Linked DNA regions of Homo sapiens: region 1 is linked to region 2. Evidence: chromatin loops called from intact Hi-C (ENCODE). Cell type or tissue: PC-9. All regions are shown on one strand. Links, peaks and the distances in the headings refer to the core of each region. The heading gives the core; the rest is flanking DNA.

The links. Peaks named below come from ENCODE experiments on the same cell type or tissue, not always from the same donor. Only the 100,000 strongest peaks of a DNase experiment are listed, where the experiment ranks them.
Region 1: a loop joins it to region 2, with 2.6 times the contacts of the local background. A loop is called at or near these places in 2 of 110 quality-filtered maps.

Annotation. Positions count from the first base shown.
Region 1 is chr5:127,984,926-127,993,284 of GRCh38, reverse strand. All of the region lies in intron 2 of SLC12A2-DT (SLC12A2 divergent transcript), which reads left to right. Among named protein-coding and RNA genes, the nearest start is that of SLC12A2-DT, 94 kb to the left of the region's middle. In PC-9, for the core only: no CTCF peak of the experiment used is centred there; a DNase peak (open chromatin) is centred at 5,024; H3K27ac peaks cover 495 bases.
Region 2 is chr5:127,930,471-127,938,829 of GRCh38, reverse strand. All of the region lies in intron 6 of CCDC192 (coiled-coil domain containing 192), which reads right to left. It overlaps LOC124901059 (a long non-coding RNA gene), which reads right to left. Exons shown (of 3, transcript XR_007058925.1): 3 at 3,516-3,586. Among named protein-coding and RNA genes, the nearest start is that of SLC12A2-DT, 150 kb to the left of the region's middle. RefSeq lists an enhancer at 3,442-4,095. In PC-9, for the core only: CTCF peaks have their summits at 3,419 and 3,618; DNase peaks (open chromatin) are centred at 2,099, 3,269 and 3,819; H3K27ac peaks cover 3,751 bases.

The DNA.
Region 1 (8,359 bases), core at 137-8,136, 54 kb before region 2:
ATCTTATGACGTCTCTAAAGAGAGCTCGTTGGATGACAAGTGATGAAAACAGGAGGTCCTTATTCCCATTGGCACTGTTAGTTTGGCTTTCAGTATCCACCGTCTTAGTTTTTCTGGCAGCCATTCTGATAATACCTCTATGTGTATAGAGAACTATTTCAGACAGTTTTCAAAACAATGATAAGCTCTATAACCATGTCAGTGTCCCAAAGTATCTAAACATCGATTACATTTTTCATGAGCCTAGATTTTTCTATAGACAAAGAAAAGTTTGCCCTCTAGTCTTTTTTTAATCAAGCTCCAGAGCTAACTTATAGTGAGTTGCTTAGAAGTGGAAGACCCTAGTCATTGCCTGACTCTGGGGCCCAAGTAGATCATGTGTGCATTTGACTGCAAGCCACTTGGGGTCTTAAACAACTCCAGGTGTGGACTTTCTGTGTATAGTCAAGACATTCTTCCCAAAATCTTAAATAAAATTGCTTGTTGCCCATTAAATTTTATTCTTTTTGTTTGTCTTGTGTGAATTCCTCCACAAACTTGGTATGAAATTAATGCCACCATTATTTTATTCATTTCAAATAATCTTTTTAGTCTCACCTGTTTTGTGTGTGTGTGTGTGTGTGTGTGTGTGTCTGTGTGTGTGTCTTTCAGGTCTCTAAGAACACTAGGAATTTACGTAGTCCAAAGACGGGACAAAGGGAGAGTTAGGAGCCTGAGTTTCATATACAAGCAAAGAGAGAAATTGAGTCTGATCAATTCCCATTGCCTCTGGCTGTCACGGGATGTCACTATTGATGACTGCTCTCAAGACAAGTGGTGTGTATCATAGCTGTGATGGTTCTGTGGTTTAGAAGGGGTCCTTAGAGGGAGTCCAATACCACCCCACCAACACTAAACTTGCTTGGCTCTTTCCTATACAGCACATTAATAGGTCTCAGGTTTGCTGGGTTGGTCTGGCCTGATATTTGTCCACTCATAGACCCAAAACAACATCTCCCTTCTCTCCTTCAGGATCCACTCAGTTTGATTTCATTCATATTGAGAAGACTTGTTCAACTCTCTTCTGAGGATGAATACTTTCAGTAACTCAAAAGTGTTTTATCTTCTGAAAAGGATTCAGAAGTGATTCCAGGGTACTGACAGCTACTCTTCTTTTGTTTGGGAAGGATTACTGTCCCCAGGGTATAATCTTCAGTGAGATAAAGGTGATTGGTGATTTTGTGGCACTTTTCTAGATGGCTTAGATTATAGTTTGTTTGTTTCCTAAATTGTGATATTTTTGAAAGGACACTAAGAATAATTGTACCAGAACTCCACTCATAAACAAGGGAAGCTAGGATGTTTGGTTCTTCAAAACTTTTTTCATTAGAGAGGAAAGAGAAATAGAAATGTAATGTATGGTGGACCTTCTACTACAATGGATAAGAGCCTACTAACTTTTTAACGTCAAAAGAAAAATCAAATACCATTCACTGAAGGAGAACAGGAAAAAAAATTAAAGTTTGTCTTCAAACAAAAATGGATATTATACTGATCACACAAAGTCCCATAACTAGATTTTCTTTCTTATATAATCAACATTTATTGAGCACCAACTGCATGCAAGGTCATACTGGTCATGGGGAATGCATGTATGAATAAAACATTTCCCATCTGCTGTTTTGAATAAAAAAAATTTCAACTTCTACATCTGTTTTTTCTCTCTGAAGCTGCTGGTGTTACTTGTATTAAGTAATAGTAAGATTGAAATTTTGTCAGGAATTTATCCATTTCTTCTAGATTTTCTAGTTTATTTGCATAGAAGTCAAATCCCTGAATAGACCAATAATAAGTTCTGAAATTGAGGCAGTAATTAACAACCTACCAACAAAAAAAGTCCAGGACCAGACGGATTCACAGCTGAATTCTACCAGAGGTATAAAAAGCAGCTGGTACCATTCCTTCTGAAACTATTCCAAGCAGTAGAAAAAGAGGGAATCCTCCCTAACTCATTTTATGAGGCCAGCATCATCCTGATACCAAAACCTGGCAAAGACAAAATAAAAAAAGAAAATTTCAGGCCAATATCCCTGATGAACATCAATGCGAAAATCCTAAATGAAATACTGGCAAACCAAATCCAGCAGCACATCAAAAAGCTTATCCACCACAAACAAGTCAGCTTCATACCTGGGATGCAAGGCTGGTTCAACATACTCAAATCAATAAATGTAATCTGTCACATAAACAGAATCAATAACAAAAACCACATCATTATCTCAATAGATGCAGAAAAGGCCTTCGACAAAATTCAACAGTCCTTCATGCTAAAAACTCTCAATAAGCTAGATATTGCTGGAACTCTGGAAAGCTCAAAATAGTAAGAGCTATTTATGACAAACCCACAGCCAATATTATACTGAATGGGGGAAAACTGGAAGCATTCCCTTTGAAAACCAGCACAGGAGAAGGATGCCCTCTCTCATCACTCCTATTTAACATAGTGTTGGAAGTTCTGGCTAGGGCAATCAGGCAAGAGAAAGAAATAAAGGATATTCAAATAGGAAAAGAAGAAGTCAAATTGTCTCTGTTTGCAGATGACATGACTGTATATTTAGAAAACCCCATAGTCTCAGCCCCAAATCTTCTTAAGCTGATAGGAAACTTCAGCAAAGTCGCAGGACACAAAATCAATGTGCAAAAATCACAAGCATTCCTATACACCAATGACAGACAAACAGCCAAATCATGAGTGAACTCCCATTCACAATTGCTGCAAAGAGAATAAAATACCTAGGAATGGAATACAACTTACAAGGGATGTGAAGGACCTCTTCAAGGAGAACTACAAACTGCTGCTCAAACAAATAAGAGAGGACACAAATAAATGGAAAAACATTCCATGCTCATGGATAGGAAGAATCAATATCGTGAAAATGGCCATACTGCCCAAAGTAGTTTATAGATTCATTACTATCCCCCATCAAGCTACTATTGACTTTCTTCACAGAGTTGGAAAAAACTACTTTAAACTTCATATGGAACCAAAAAAGAGCCCGCAGAGCCAAGACAGTCCTAAGCAAAAAGAACAAAGCTGGAGGCATTATGCTACCTGACTTCAAACTATACTACAAGGCTATACAGTAACCAAAACAGCATGGTACTGGTACCAAACAGAGATATAGACCAATGGAACAGAGCAGAGGCCTCAGAAATAACACCACACATCTACAACCCTCTGATCTTTGACAAACCTGAAAAAAACAAGCAATAGGGAAAGGATTCCCTACTTAATAAATGGTATCGGGAAAACTAGCTAGCCATATGCAGAAAACTGAAACTGGACCCCTTCCTTACACCTTATACAAAAATTAACTTAAGATGGATTGAAGACTTAAACATAAGACCCAAAACCATAAAAATCCTAGAAGAAAACCTAGGCAATACCATTCAGGACATAGGCACGGGCAAAAACTTCATGCCTAAGTCACCAAAAGCAATGGCACCGAAAGCCAAAATTGACAAATGGGATCTAATTAAACTAAAGAGCTTCTGCACAGCAAAAGAAATTATCATCAGAGTGAACAGGCAACCTACAGAATAGGAGAAAATTTTTGCAATCTATCCATCTGACAAGGGCTAATATCCAGAATCTACAAAGAACTGAAACAAATTTACAAGAAAAAAACGAACAACCCCATCAAAAAGTGGGCAAAGGATATGAACAGACACTTCTCAAAAGAAGACATTTATGCAGCCAACAAACATATGAAAAAAATCTCATCATCACTGGTCAATAGAGATATGCAAATCTCTATTGAGATTTCTATTCTGTTAGAATGGTGATCATTAAAAAGTCAGGAAACAACATGCTGGAGAGGATGTGGAGAAATAGGAATGCTTTTACACTGTTGGTGGGAGTGTAAATTAGTTCAACCATTGTGGAAGACAGTGTGGCTATTCCTCAAGGACCTAGAACGAGAAATACCATTTGACCCAGCAATCCCATTACTGGGTATTTACCCAAAGGATTATAAATCATTCTACTATAAAGACACATGCAAACGTATGTTTATTTCGGCACTGTTCACAATAGCAAAGACTTGGAGCCAACCCAAATGTCCATCAATGATAGACTGGATAAAGAAAATGTAGCACATATACACCATGGAATACCATGCAGCCATAAAAAAGGATGAGTTCATGTTCTTTGCAGGGACATGGATGAAGCTAGAAACCATCATTCTCAGCAAACTAACACAAGAACAGAAAACCAAACACCGCATGTTCTCACTCATAAGTGGGAGTTGAACAATGACAACACATGGACACAGTGAGGGGAACATCACACACCAGGGCCTGTCGGGGTGGGGGGACTAGGAGAGGGATAGCATTGGGAGAAATACCTAATGTAGGGTGACGTGTTGATGGGTGCAGCAAACCACCATGGCACATGTATACCTATGTAACAAACCTGCACGTTCTGCACATATACCCCAGAAATTAAAGTATAATTAAAAACAAAAGAAATTTTTTTTAGTGTTATAGAATTAGTATTGGTGAATTCCTTCTTTGCTATTGTTTTAAATTTCCTTTGAAAACAAACAGCAGTTGAATTAAATATGTTGAATTGGGAATATGCCAATATTTTATTCTTCTTAAAATTGGAGAATGTGATGACTCTGAAACATATGCATCCTGGCTTAGTCTAAGCATCAGTCATTGATTGCTGTGGCTGCCTTCAGTGTAAATCTTGTTTAACCTTAGTCTAGCTCAAAAGACAAAATGCTCTCAGTTAGGTTTGACAGAAGAACCTGTAAAAACAAGAGGCTTACATTGTACCTCTGGATGGTTTGGAGTAACTTGTGATAGATACTCTGTTCACCTGGCATAATTAGATTCAACATTGTTAAAATGTCTGGATTCATAATCACAGCTCTTGGGAACATTAATAAATTGTGGAGGCCATTTTGTTTGCATTCCACAAAGGATGATCTTTTTGTAAAGCTTGCTGTGCAGGGGAGATTTTTGGGCTCTCTTCCAAGATGACTCAGCTCTTGTCTGGCTGTTCTATGAATTGGTTACTTGGAAAATAATGTAAATAACAACTGCAATGGTAAATTACAAGTAGGGACAGCAAGCATCCTGGACATCTAGCATGCAAAAAAGCCCTGCCCATTAAGGCAGGCATTTAGGTCAGTTGCTGATGCTATGGAGGCAGATGTTATGGGAACATTGTAGCGTACATGTGTTTGAGCACATCTTGCTCAGGGATGCTGGATGTGCCTCGCATTGCCTTGACCACAGACACTGACCACAACCAGGTATCTGGAGAGGATGGAACAAGAGTAGTGCAAATTTATAATCATTTCTGAAAAAAACAAAACAAAACAAAACAAAAAAACCTCAAAGCTCCTCAAATTCTAGAATATACCATGTGGTTAAACAGCTAATTACATGCTGCCTATGTTTTCCTTAATTTGTTCCACATGTGATAGTCTTAGCTCCCCAAATAGACTGTTAGAAGGCATAGTCCCTGACAAAGCTGGGAAGCATGAGGAGCTGGTATTGGAAGTCCTCCCACCCACCCTCTCCTGGTGTCCTCCACTACCCTCCCCATCAGCCCCCAGAAGTACTACTGTTGTATCCCCTTTCCCCTAATAGGACACTGTGCTCTAGGCCTACCCAGTGTGACCTTTCCAATTAGGCAAATCTGTTAGAATTTGCTCAGTACTTACTGTGTGACCTCTGGAAAGCTCCTTATCTCCTTGTTTCCTCCCTGTATGGAGCTAAAAATACTGGATGGTTGTGAGGATTAAACAAAGTAAGGTATTAAAATGGCTTAAACAATGTGTAGCACATGTAAATAGTGTAATAAATGCTGCTCCTCTTTGCTTCTCCTCAGTTGAATTCTAACTGTACTCTACACTTACTGAGGCTGACTCTCATGAGTTACATCTGTAAATGAGAATTATGTATTTTAGAGTAGAAAAGGCTTTAGAAATGATCCAGGCTGGAAGTTTTTGAGGAGTGTTCTCCATGGCCTCGGGTTCCTCTGGGACATCCCGAGGAAGGCTGCAGTATTGCCCAAGGAGCAGAGCTGGTAGAGCTCTGGCTTTTGACCTCTTTTAATCAGAGAAATACTGCTTTTATCAGTTGTAAATAGTGAGATTTTCATAAGATTTCATTTTGGGAATACAAAAGTGTTCTGTTCCTTGCCCCCACCCCCACCCCCCAAAAAATAGTTTGAAATGCTGCTTTGGCCAATACTTCATTTTATGGATAAGGGAAATGAAAAAAACTCAAAGACATTACAGATTCAAGCCTTTGCCTTGTTCTTTCTACCCCAAGTCCTTGGACTCTCCCTTCTTGGAGCACTTCCTTTAGCGTTTTAAATGCCATTTGACCAGACTCCACATTGAACTGTACTCTTGCAAGCTTTGTTCAGTAAAGATTTATTAAATTCAAATTACCACCAAAACTTTCACAACTGTTTATGATTGAAGCCCCTTCTACGACTGCCAACATAATCTGAGTTTCATTTGTTCACTTTTTGAAATCCAAATATATTGGATTTGAAATCCAATGTAGAGAATTACTCAAGTAATACAATAATATGTGCTATAAACATTCAAACAATGAAGATGTGTGTAGCATAAAAAGCAAAAGTGCTTCCTCATCCATCAGCCTTCCCCTAAGTCAGGTCAGTTAACTTCCTACCCTACCGTGGAACCACTGTTAAAATTTTAAGACATTGAAGATATTACTCTGAATCTACTTACATTCACATTCACATATAGTTTCAGTTTTCTCCATATAAGGAAAACCAAACTCCTTATATTGTTTGACTTGATTTTTTACTTCTAAAAAGTCATAGAGATATTTCTGAGTAAGTCCCTATATATCAATGTTACTCTTTAAAAATTCTCCACGGTATTTCCATTATATTTCTTGGGGTGAATGTCACCAAAAATGGGCAAATAGATGGTTTTCTTTTTTTTTTCCATTACAAATACCCTTGCAATGAACATTCTTGTATATATCTTCATGTACACATTTGAAAGTATATCTCTAGCTTGGGTGAGGTGGCTCACGCCTGTAATCCCAACACTTTGGAAGGCAGAGGCTGGTGGGTCACTTGAGGTCAGGAGTTTGAGACCAGCCTGGCCAACATGGCGAAATCGTGTCTCTACTAAAATTACAAAAATTAGCTAGGTGTGGTGGTGCATGTCTGTAGTTCCAGCTACTCGGGAGGCTGAGGTGGGAGAATTGTTTGAAGCCGGGAGGCAGAGGTTGTAGTGGGAGGAGATTGCGCCATTGCATTCCAGCCTGGGTGATGGAATGAGACTCTGTCTAAAAATAAATAATAAATAATAAAAGTGTATCTTTAGAATAAATACTGGGAGAATTTCACGGTCAATTAAAAAACTTGATAGATGTAGACAAACTGCCCTCCAAATTTCCATATTCATTTATCTTCCCATTATTACTCTCAACCAATACAAAATATTTAAACATATATTTTTCTTTTATTATATTTTAAATTTTATGTCTTTAATTTTTCCAGTGAAAAAGATTAAAGTGATTTATTATTTTATTTTGTAAGTCTTAGTTTCTTGACAGGGTTGAATGTCTTTGCACATGTTATTTCATTTGTATTTTGTTCTGTAAATTATCTCTTTATATCACTGCGCATTTTTCTATTGGGTTGTTTGTCTTTTTCTTATTCATTTATAGCTTTTAAAATGTATTTTTGACATTTTTTAATATACATAATATATTTTATTTTAATCCTTTGTTATATATATTACACATTTTTTCTTCATTTATTTTTTAACTGTTAACTTTGTTTATGGTCTATTTGATATATAAGATTTATGTTTTCATACGGCAACATCTGTCAGTCTTTTGCCTTATGCCTTCTGCAAGCCCTGTCAAATTTTCCTTCCTAATTCAAACACTTCACTCTTCTTTCTGTCGTTCTTGCCTAAGACACTATTTTCTCTTGCCAAGACCACTGCAATAGCCTCATAACTGATCTGCCAGCTTCCACCCTTGACTCTCCACAATTCATTGTCCATGTCTTTCTTATTAAAAAATATTTATGCGATATTACTCTGTTTAAAATTCTTTAATTAATTCACATTTCATTTAGGATAAAATCCAAACTCCTTGCTCCAGCTTGCTTTCTTACTCTAACTTACTCTATTTTACAGATCCTAAATGGTCTGACCTACCTCTCAGACTTCATCTTAGATGGGTACTATGCTTCAGCTACATAAGTATTTAAGTTTCTCAAACAAGCTAAATTTAATCTTAGCTTATGGCCTTTGCACTAATTAATTTCCCTAATAGAAAGTGTTCCTTCCAACTCTTTGAA
Region 2 (8,359 bases), core at 163-8,162:
GCTGTGCTGTCCAATACAGTAGTCACTAGTCACATGTGACCATTAAGCAATGGAATGTGGCTAGTCTGAATAAAAATGTGCTTTAATGTAAAATACACATTTGACTGGGAGATTTAGTTTAAAAAATGTTAAATACTTCAAATTTTCTATATTGCTTATGCATTAAAATGATAATATTTAGAATACATTGTGTTAAAGAAAATGTATTTTTAAAATAATTTAACTGACTTATTTTTATGTTTTTAAAAATGTGGCTCCTAGAAAATTTAAAATACATGGCTTGCATTTGTGGCTCCCATTATATTTCTGTTGGATAATGCTGGGCTAGCATTTCCTTCCAGATGAGCTCTCTCTGAAACCCAGGTGGATGTGTTACCTGGAGATGGCTCTAGTTAACCTGCACAGATATTGTTTGAGAGGGAGGATCTCTGGTCCTCAAGCATTGGCACACAGATTATTTTTCTGTTACCCCAGAGGATGGAGTCATGGAAATCAAAGTTTGGCAAAAAGTGATGACTGCCAATTAATTTTATTTGCTGGGGAATGGGTGATTTCTTGCCTGAATGCACTACCACAGCAAAGCTGCCCCACCTTAAGCAGGTGTGTAGGTACCCAGGTAGCAGGCTTTTGTATCCGTGACTGACAGTAATGTTTCTCTCAGTCCCTAAGCTACTCCTTAAACTACATAAGAAACTGATTCAGGTGGGTCGAAGTGAGTTTCATCAGGAGTAGGAGAAGGAAAATGGCAGCAAAGTGGCCAGGGAAGATGCTGAGGAGAGGAGCAGTGAACAGTGGGGGATGCAGGGCCTCAGCAGGGGGCAGGGGTGGAGGGGGGTGCATTGGAACCTCACTGTGCCTGTCTGACGTCTTCTTCCTCTTTGACTTCTCCTTCCATCTTTTCTCTCCTCAGTTTTTCCTCTGCTTTTAGAATGAGTTATTTTCAACGGATTTGTACAATGAAGAAAGGAGTTTAGTGTCACCCCTGGTCAAACTGGTCAAAACGTTTTTAGACAATGCAGTATAGGTAGAGTTCACCCAGCTCTAATGATACAGCAGCAAAAATGCGGCGAAGCGGCATTGCATAGGCAGTCACGGTCACTAGGACCACATCGCCCTTCTGGAAGAGAGTATTACAGGGAGAAGGTGGAAAGAAAATGAGAGGAGAAGCAAGTGTCTAGGCAGCTTGGGCTGCTATCACAAAGTACTACAGATGGGGTGGCTTAAACAAGAAACTTTTTTATAGTTCTGGGGGCTGGAAGTCTCAGATCAGGGTGTCAGGATGGTCAGGTTCTGGTGAGGACTCTCTTCCTGGCCACCTTTATGCTGCGTCCTCACATGGCAGAAAGAGAGAGACCAAAACCTCTCTCATATCTCTTCTTATAAGGGCACTGGCTGCATCATGAAAGGCCCACTCTCATGAACCCATCCAAGCCTAATTATTTCCCACAGGCCCCATCTCCAAATGCCATCTAGTCGGGGGCTAGGGCTTCAACACAGGAATTTTGATGGAGACATAATTCAGTCCATAGCACAAGAAGAGGACAGTCAGAAAAGGGGTAGAGTAGATGCTGAAAAAAAGAGAGATGGCATGAGGATTCCCATTGTACTGTTCTCATGTATTAAATGAAAATACTAATAGACAACCTAAAGACATACTAAAATTAAAAAAATTCTCATACAAGTATATTTTACTACTAGTCTCTTTACACATATAAAACACAAATATTTTGTTCCATTTCTAAATACATTACAACTAACAAAAGTGTTTAAAACTCTTTAGCAAAGTGGGGGACTTCAAGAGCCTCAAGTCCTATTTGTATTGGAAAGTGCCCAAGGCCACCCCAGTGAGTTTTCTAGAATCTACCACTAACCATCTCACTCCTCTCCCCCCATCTAGTCTCCCTCATCTGTAACAGGAAGTGATGTGTGTCCCCAAAGTCCTGACAGCTCTACATGTCCCACACTTCACACACCTGTGGTCCCTCATAGGCTTCTGCTGGCAGCTCAGTCTTGCCAAGGCGGGTCTCCCGGAAGCCTGGAGGTGCTGTTATCTGACCAGATTTTCTCAGCCTTAACCCCACACCCACAGGATCCAGGAAACCCAGAGATTGCAACAAGAAAGGCTCTTCTATGTGAGACGGAGGAAAAACCTGATTAGCAACAGTGAGGGTATAAACTCATCACTTTCGCCACTACTGAAGGGGTTTTTACAGTCATACATCATTCTTCATCATTTTCCCTCTTTCTTCTATGACTTAAAATAGATGTAAGTCAGGACTGAGAATGATGGTGTACAGTTCTCGCAAAAAGACTATAGGGGATGGCCGGTGGGAATTGGGCAGGGTTAGAAAGATTTAGTGAGAGGAGAGGCAGTCCCAGCATTCTGCCTTCGGCTGACCCAGGCTGTACTCACTTTTCTATGTCAGCCTTGAAAGACCAAAGGCCCAGAAGAAAATATGACCTTGCCTTTGGCCATTTCCAGCTTCCTGTTCTTCATACCCTCAAAACCTTTATGCTCTGAGAAAAGTGACATGTGAAAGTTACATCAAAAATGACTAATAATAACTAAATAGATAACAATAGAGGTGACTGTAGTTGAAGGAGTACCTTAAAAGACTGAGCGTTGACTACATTTTTGGGGTGATCTAGCCTCATCTGCTACCAGTATAGGAATTATTTCTGTAACATCTCTTTGATAATTTTTTTTCTTTTCTTTTCTTTTTTTGAAACGGAGTTTCGCTCTTGTTGCCCAGGCTGGAGTGCGATGGTGCGATCTTGGCTCACCACAACCTCTGCCTCCCGGGTTCAAGCGATTCTCCTGCCTCAGCCTCTTGAGTAGCTGGGATTACAGGCATGAGCCACCACACTCGGATAATTTTGTATTTTTAGTAGAGACGGGATTTCTCCATGTTGACCAGGGTGGTCTCGAACTCCCAACCTCAGGTGATCCACCTGCCTCGGCCTCCCAAAGTGCTGTGATTACAGGTATGAGCCACCGTGCCTGGCCTCTCTTTGATAATTTTCTAAGCAAGTGGCTCTCAGTCACTGGTGTCCCTCCAGCTCTTCAGAGGTTGGCTGCCAATTGTAATCAATGAGTTAAAAATCTGAATTTTGTGATCACTGCAGCTGTACACTGTCACAGAGAGACCTGACAGAGGGAACACTGCCATACATAGACTGGGAAAACAGTGGGGCATCACTTGTTGCTAATCAGAGCAAGAAGGAGTGGTTTCATATTAGGTCAACATACCTAGAATGTGTGAAAACATTGCTTCACGAGTCCAAGATGTTAACACTTTTCTGTAAACAGTGATGCAGGGCTGAAAAGTGACCCAATGAATAGGAGGAAGAGTTCTTTTAGATTTTCTAAATACTTCTTGCTAAAAAGGGATATTCCCCTTTTGATTTCTTTATGGGTGCCACCAAAAAGTATGCATTGAACAGAGAAATGCTGAGAAGCACTGATCTAATTTCTGACCCAACTACCTCTAACAATGGGAAATATACTTGTTGCTAGCCAGATCCCAAGTATCCTCCATAGTCATCTTCTTGTTCATTCATTCATCCAATAATTATGTTTGGGAACCTGCACATAGAGAATAAATAAGATAAAATGTTGGCTCCACAGCTGCAGCTTCACAGTGAAGTAGGGGAGGGGCAGCACTGAGTTAGGCCCTAAAGGGCATTTGGGATTAGCCTAAACAAACACCTCAGCTGGGTACTCACTCATGAAGGTTTACTTTTCCCTCTGCCTTTCAAGCTAATGACTAAGGCTGCCAAGTATTTACTCAACAAGAAAGACCCAACAAGGATCACCGGTGAGGTGATTAAATACCTCATTCCACCAGAGCCACCCAGGATTGCTGTTTGGATTAAAAGACAATGTCAGCTTCCTCCTCTGTACAAATGCCCACTACTCTGACTCACTATGGGGCTGGTTTTGAAAGTTATGTATTATTTGTCTGCAACCACCACAGAGTCCAGGGTCATCTCTTGCCATACTTGGACTTGCACATACTTGGCACAGCTTTAGGACATATTCTTTAGAAATATATCCCTCCCACTTAAATTGACAAACCTAAACAAAACTTTTTAGGTTTTCTATCCTCTAGATTTTTACAGTGAACGTTTGCAAATGGCTATTCTCTGAAATAAATGATTCACTTATTTTTTTTGTATTGTAGTACAAATATTTTTCTTTTTGAAAATCAAATTAGTCCTATGTCTTGAAGTTTCATCTGTCCTCCCCTTTTAATGTTTTTACTTGTAAAGAGACCAATCTATAGTGCCAAGTGACTGACTTCAAAGGTACTTCAATTTCCTTCCACTAAAGCTGTCAACATTTAGGATCCATCTGAAGTAGGCACGTGTTAATTGATTTGGAAAAAACAAGCAGCATTATAAGAATACAATTGGTTGGCAAAGAGGTTTGGTCACTAAAAAGAATTAAAATGTAGTATATAAAATTAGCTAGAAACTTTTGATAATATAATGAAGATCAGTCTTATAATAGTTATATTTTAGAGGAAAAATTCGAGATGTAATGGCACAGTGGAGAGAATATATGTTTTCACCTAGCAACAGGCCCAAACCTGAGAGTTTAAGAAGATCTGTCTGTTTTAGTAAGTGACTTAGAAGGGAACAAATACTTAGTTGAGATCATGATGGAAGGGCTGCAGCCTGAATGACATGGGGTAGTGCTCCTGAGAGCAGTGGATCAGAGAGCCTGTAGAACACCCAGTGAAAAGGAAAACAAGAGGCAAGAGAGACCATGTAGGAAGCAGTTGTTGCCTACTGCTCATCTGGGCCTTGAGAAGTTGTGGTGCCTGCATATCTCAGTCTGCTTAGGATGCCTTAGTTTATAAACAACAGAATTTTATTTCTCATAGTTCTGGAGACTGGGAAGTTGACGATCAAAGTGCCGGCACGTTCATTGTCTAGTAAGGACCCATTCCTCATAGATGGTGCCTCCCAGCTGTGTCCTTATATGGTGGAAAAGCCAATAGGCTCCCTCAAGATTCTTTTATAAAGCATTACTCCCATTCATGAGGGCTCTGCCCTCATGACCTTGTCACCTCCTAAAGACCTTACCTTTTAATAGCAACCCACTGGGGATTGGATGTCAACATACATATTTTGGAGGACCACAAACATTCAGACCCTAGTACTCCACCAGTCTCCAGACCAGAGTGAGGGGCCTGGCTGATGAAGACACTTCTAGGACTTGTTTATGGTTTAGTGAACACGTAGAATGAATGAAAAACACTTGTCTCTAACCACTCGCATCACTCATGTGGCAATTAGATGCTCTCACGGTGAGAGGTGTGTGGGAGTTAAGCAGACCAAGAGAAATACAGATTCCTATCTTACTTCTTATGCTCAGTCTGAGGCATATACTCACTCCAGTGCCCATGCTCATCATTTATTTAAGTGGTAATTCCCTCTCGCCTAGTATTTAAGTATCGCAATAGCTTCTTCTCTGGTCACCCTGCTTCTGCTACTTTAGGCTGGTTTCAACTCTGCACAGAGAGGTCCCATCAAAATATAAGTCAGGTCTTGACACTCTCGCCTACAATCCTCCAGCGACTTTTCGTCTCATGCAGACCAAAGTCTCACACTGATCTTCAAGGCCCTATGTGATCTGGGACCTCTTTACTTCGATAGCACGTAACCTATTCCTCCTTCCTCCTCTCCAGAGTAAATGCAACATTTCCTCTGCTACATTTCCACAATTCTCACTGCTGTTCTACCAGGCCTGGCATGTTCTTATCCCAGGGACTTTGCATTTACTATTTCCTCTGCCTGCACAATTGTATACCTGAGGCATACATGGCTAGCTCTCTCAGTTCCTTCAGGTCTTCAACCCTCCAAAGTCACCTTCACACAGTGAAGCCTTCCCTGGCCATCTTACCTACAATTTCAACCCAAGCCCCATTGCTGAACACTTCACATCCATGTTTTCTGCCTTGTTTTTACTGACATGCTGTATCTGACTATTCTAGATCTGGTTTTTATCTTGTTTGCAGTCACTCTCCCCTCGTGGAATGAAAGCTCCATGAAAGCAGAGCTTTTTTATTGTTTTGTTCAGTACTGTATCCCCTGTGCCCAAAATAGTGCATGGATTGTAGTGATGGTCATTTGTCAAGTGAATAAATAAATGAAAGTTAAGTGCATATATAACACAAATCACCTAAGAAAGCATCAGCCCGAAGGTTACAATTGCTGTATCTTTAGGGTGGATACAACAATATCCTAGATTCCCTCCCCAGGAGTATTTTTTTCTTCAAATAATGCTTTCACTACTGCATTAGAAAAAATAAACTGGTGGCCGGGCATGGTGGCTCATGCCTGTAATCCCAGCACTTTAGGAGGCCGAAGTGGGAGGATCACCTGAAGTTGGGAGTTCGAGACCAGCCTGACCAACATGGAGAAACCCTGTCTCTACTAAAAATACAAAATTAGCCGGGCGTGGTGGCGCATGCCTGTAGTCCCAGCTAGTTGGGAGGCTGAGGTGGGAGTATCACTTGAACTTGAAAGGCAGAGGTTGCAGTGAGCCAAGATCGTGCCATTGCACTCCAGCCTGTGCAACAAGAGTGAAACTTTGTCTCAAAAAACCCACAACAAACTGTTGTCATTGCATGTAATATCACTGAGTTTACTTTTTTTTTTTTTTTTTGAGACGGAGTCTCACTCTGTTGCCCAGGCTGGAGCGCAGTGGCACGATCTCGGATCACTGCAACCTCTGCCTCCCAGGTTCAAGCGATTCCCCTGCCTCAGCCTCCCAAGTAGGTGGGACTACAGGTGCGCACCACCACTCCCGGCTAATTTTTTTTTTGTATTTTAGTAGAAACAGGGTTTCGCCATGTTGGCCAGGATGGTCTCGATCTCCTGACCTCGTGATCCACCTGCCTCGGCCTCCCAAAGTGCTGGGATTACAGGTGTGAGCCACCGTGCCCAGCCTACTTTCTTTTTTGATAGAAAACAGAAAGTTAGAAAAATTGATCCCCTAGATGTCTTCCCAATCTAGGATTTAGATTTCTATAAGCTGTAAAAATTGTTCCCCAAGTCTGGCACTGGGAAATCTCTGTTAATATGGAGAATCCAAGATCTCATCCTTGAAATTCTGCTTGAGTGACTCTAGAAGGGTGCCTGGGAATCTATATTTTTACAGAGCTTCCCAAGGAAATCTGATGATCAGCCAGGTTTCTACAAGTGAATTTCTGCTGACCTGCAAGATTTATGGTGAACCAAGATTTGGCTAAATCCTAACAGGTAGGCCAGAAATCACCAGGCAAGCCTATTCTTGACAAGGCTGCAATATGCACAGCTGGAGGAGGGAGAGCACATCTATTGTGCTGGCTACTTGACAAAGCTTTGCCTTTAAATGTTACTAGCTGATTGAATGCATCCATGGTCCTTGCAACCCAGCCCCGCTGCTTTAATTAGCTTACATCCCAACAATATCTTGCCAGTTCCAATTTGGCTAAATTATCTCCAGAACATACAGAAAAAATGATGAGTGTTCAGGGGTTTGTTTCTGTTTTTGCTTCCATTTCTGTTTCAGTGGATGAATAGATCTATTTCCTTAGACTCTCTTTTCCTTCCTATGGGTAGGGGTGGGAAAGAGAGGATGAGCCAGAGGGAGAGGAAGGAAGAGATTGGACTTTGGGTTGGAAGCACAGTGACTCCCCAGCTTCCACAGAAGTTTAACAGTTACCACCACCATGCAGGGAGGAAGTGAATCCCCCACTCCTGAGAATCTGAATCCAGGCCCTTATTCCTGGAGCTTGCTGGAGTCAGCACATATGTCCAAGAAGACTGATAAGAACAGTATCACAGAAAGATGTTTGCATACACATCTTTGCTAGCACAGGAAAGGCTGGCAGGGTGTTGGTCGTTTGTGCGGAAAAGCAAGTGATGATGTCTCAAAGATGACGCCACAAAATGAATATAGGCTTGTGGAAGGTGGGGGTAGGCCCCAGTGGCCAGACATTGGCTGGTGAGCAGAGTGCAGTGTGTATCCCATCTTCTATCTACTCTCCAGTAGCACAAAGTGCTCCATTAGGATTGAGGGTAGGATAACCTAGGCTAACTTACTTAGCTCATCAGTTCCTTTCTGGGGCAGAGTTCCTTCCCACCCACTGCAGGGTCTCAGGCCACATCAGAATATTTTACAGAAGGGGTTCTTGGTAAGGTTGAGAAGACTGTTAGCATAACCATGTACCTGAGTTATACCAAGAGGAAGTCAATCTGAGCAGAAGAAAGGGTTTCTGGAATCTCTCTTACTTCCTCCTATGAGTAGGACCTGAAGTCTCCTCCCACAACTCTGGCTTTGAAGAGAATAATGGATGGAATGCAG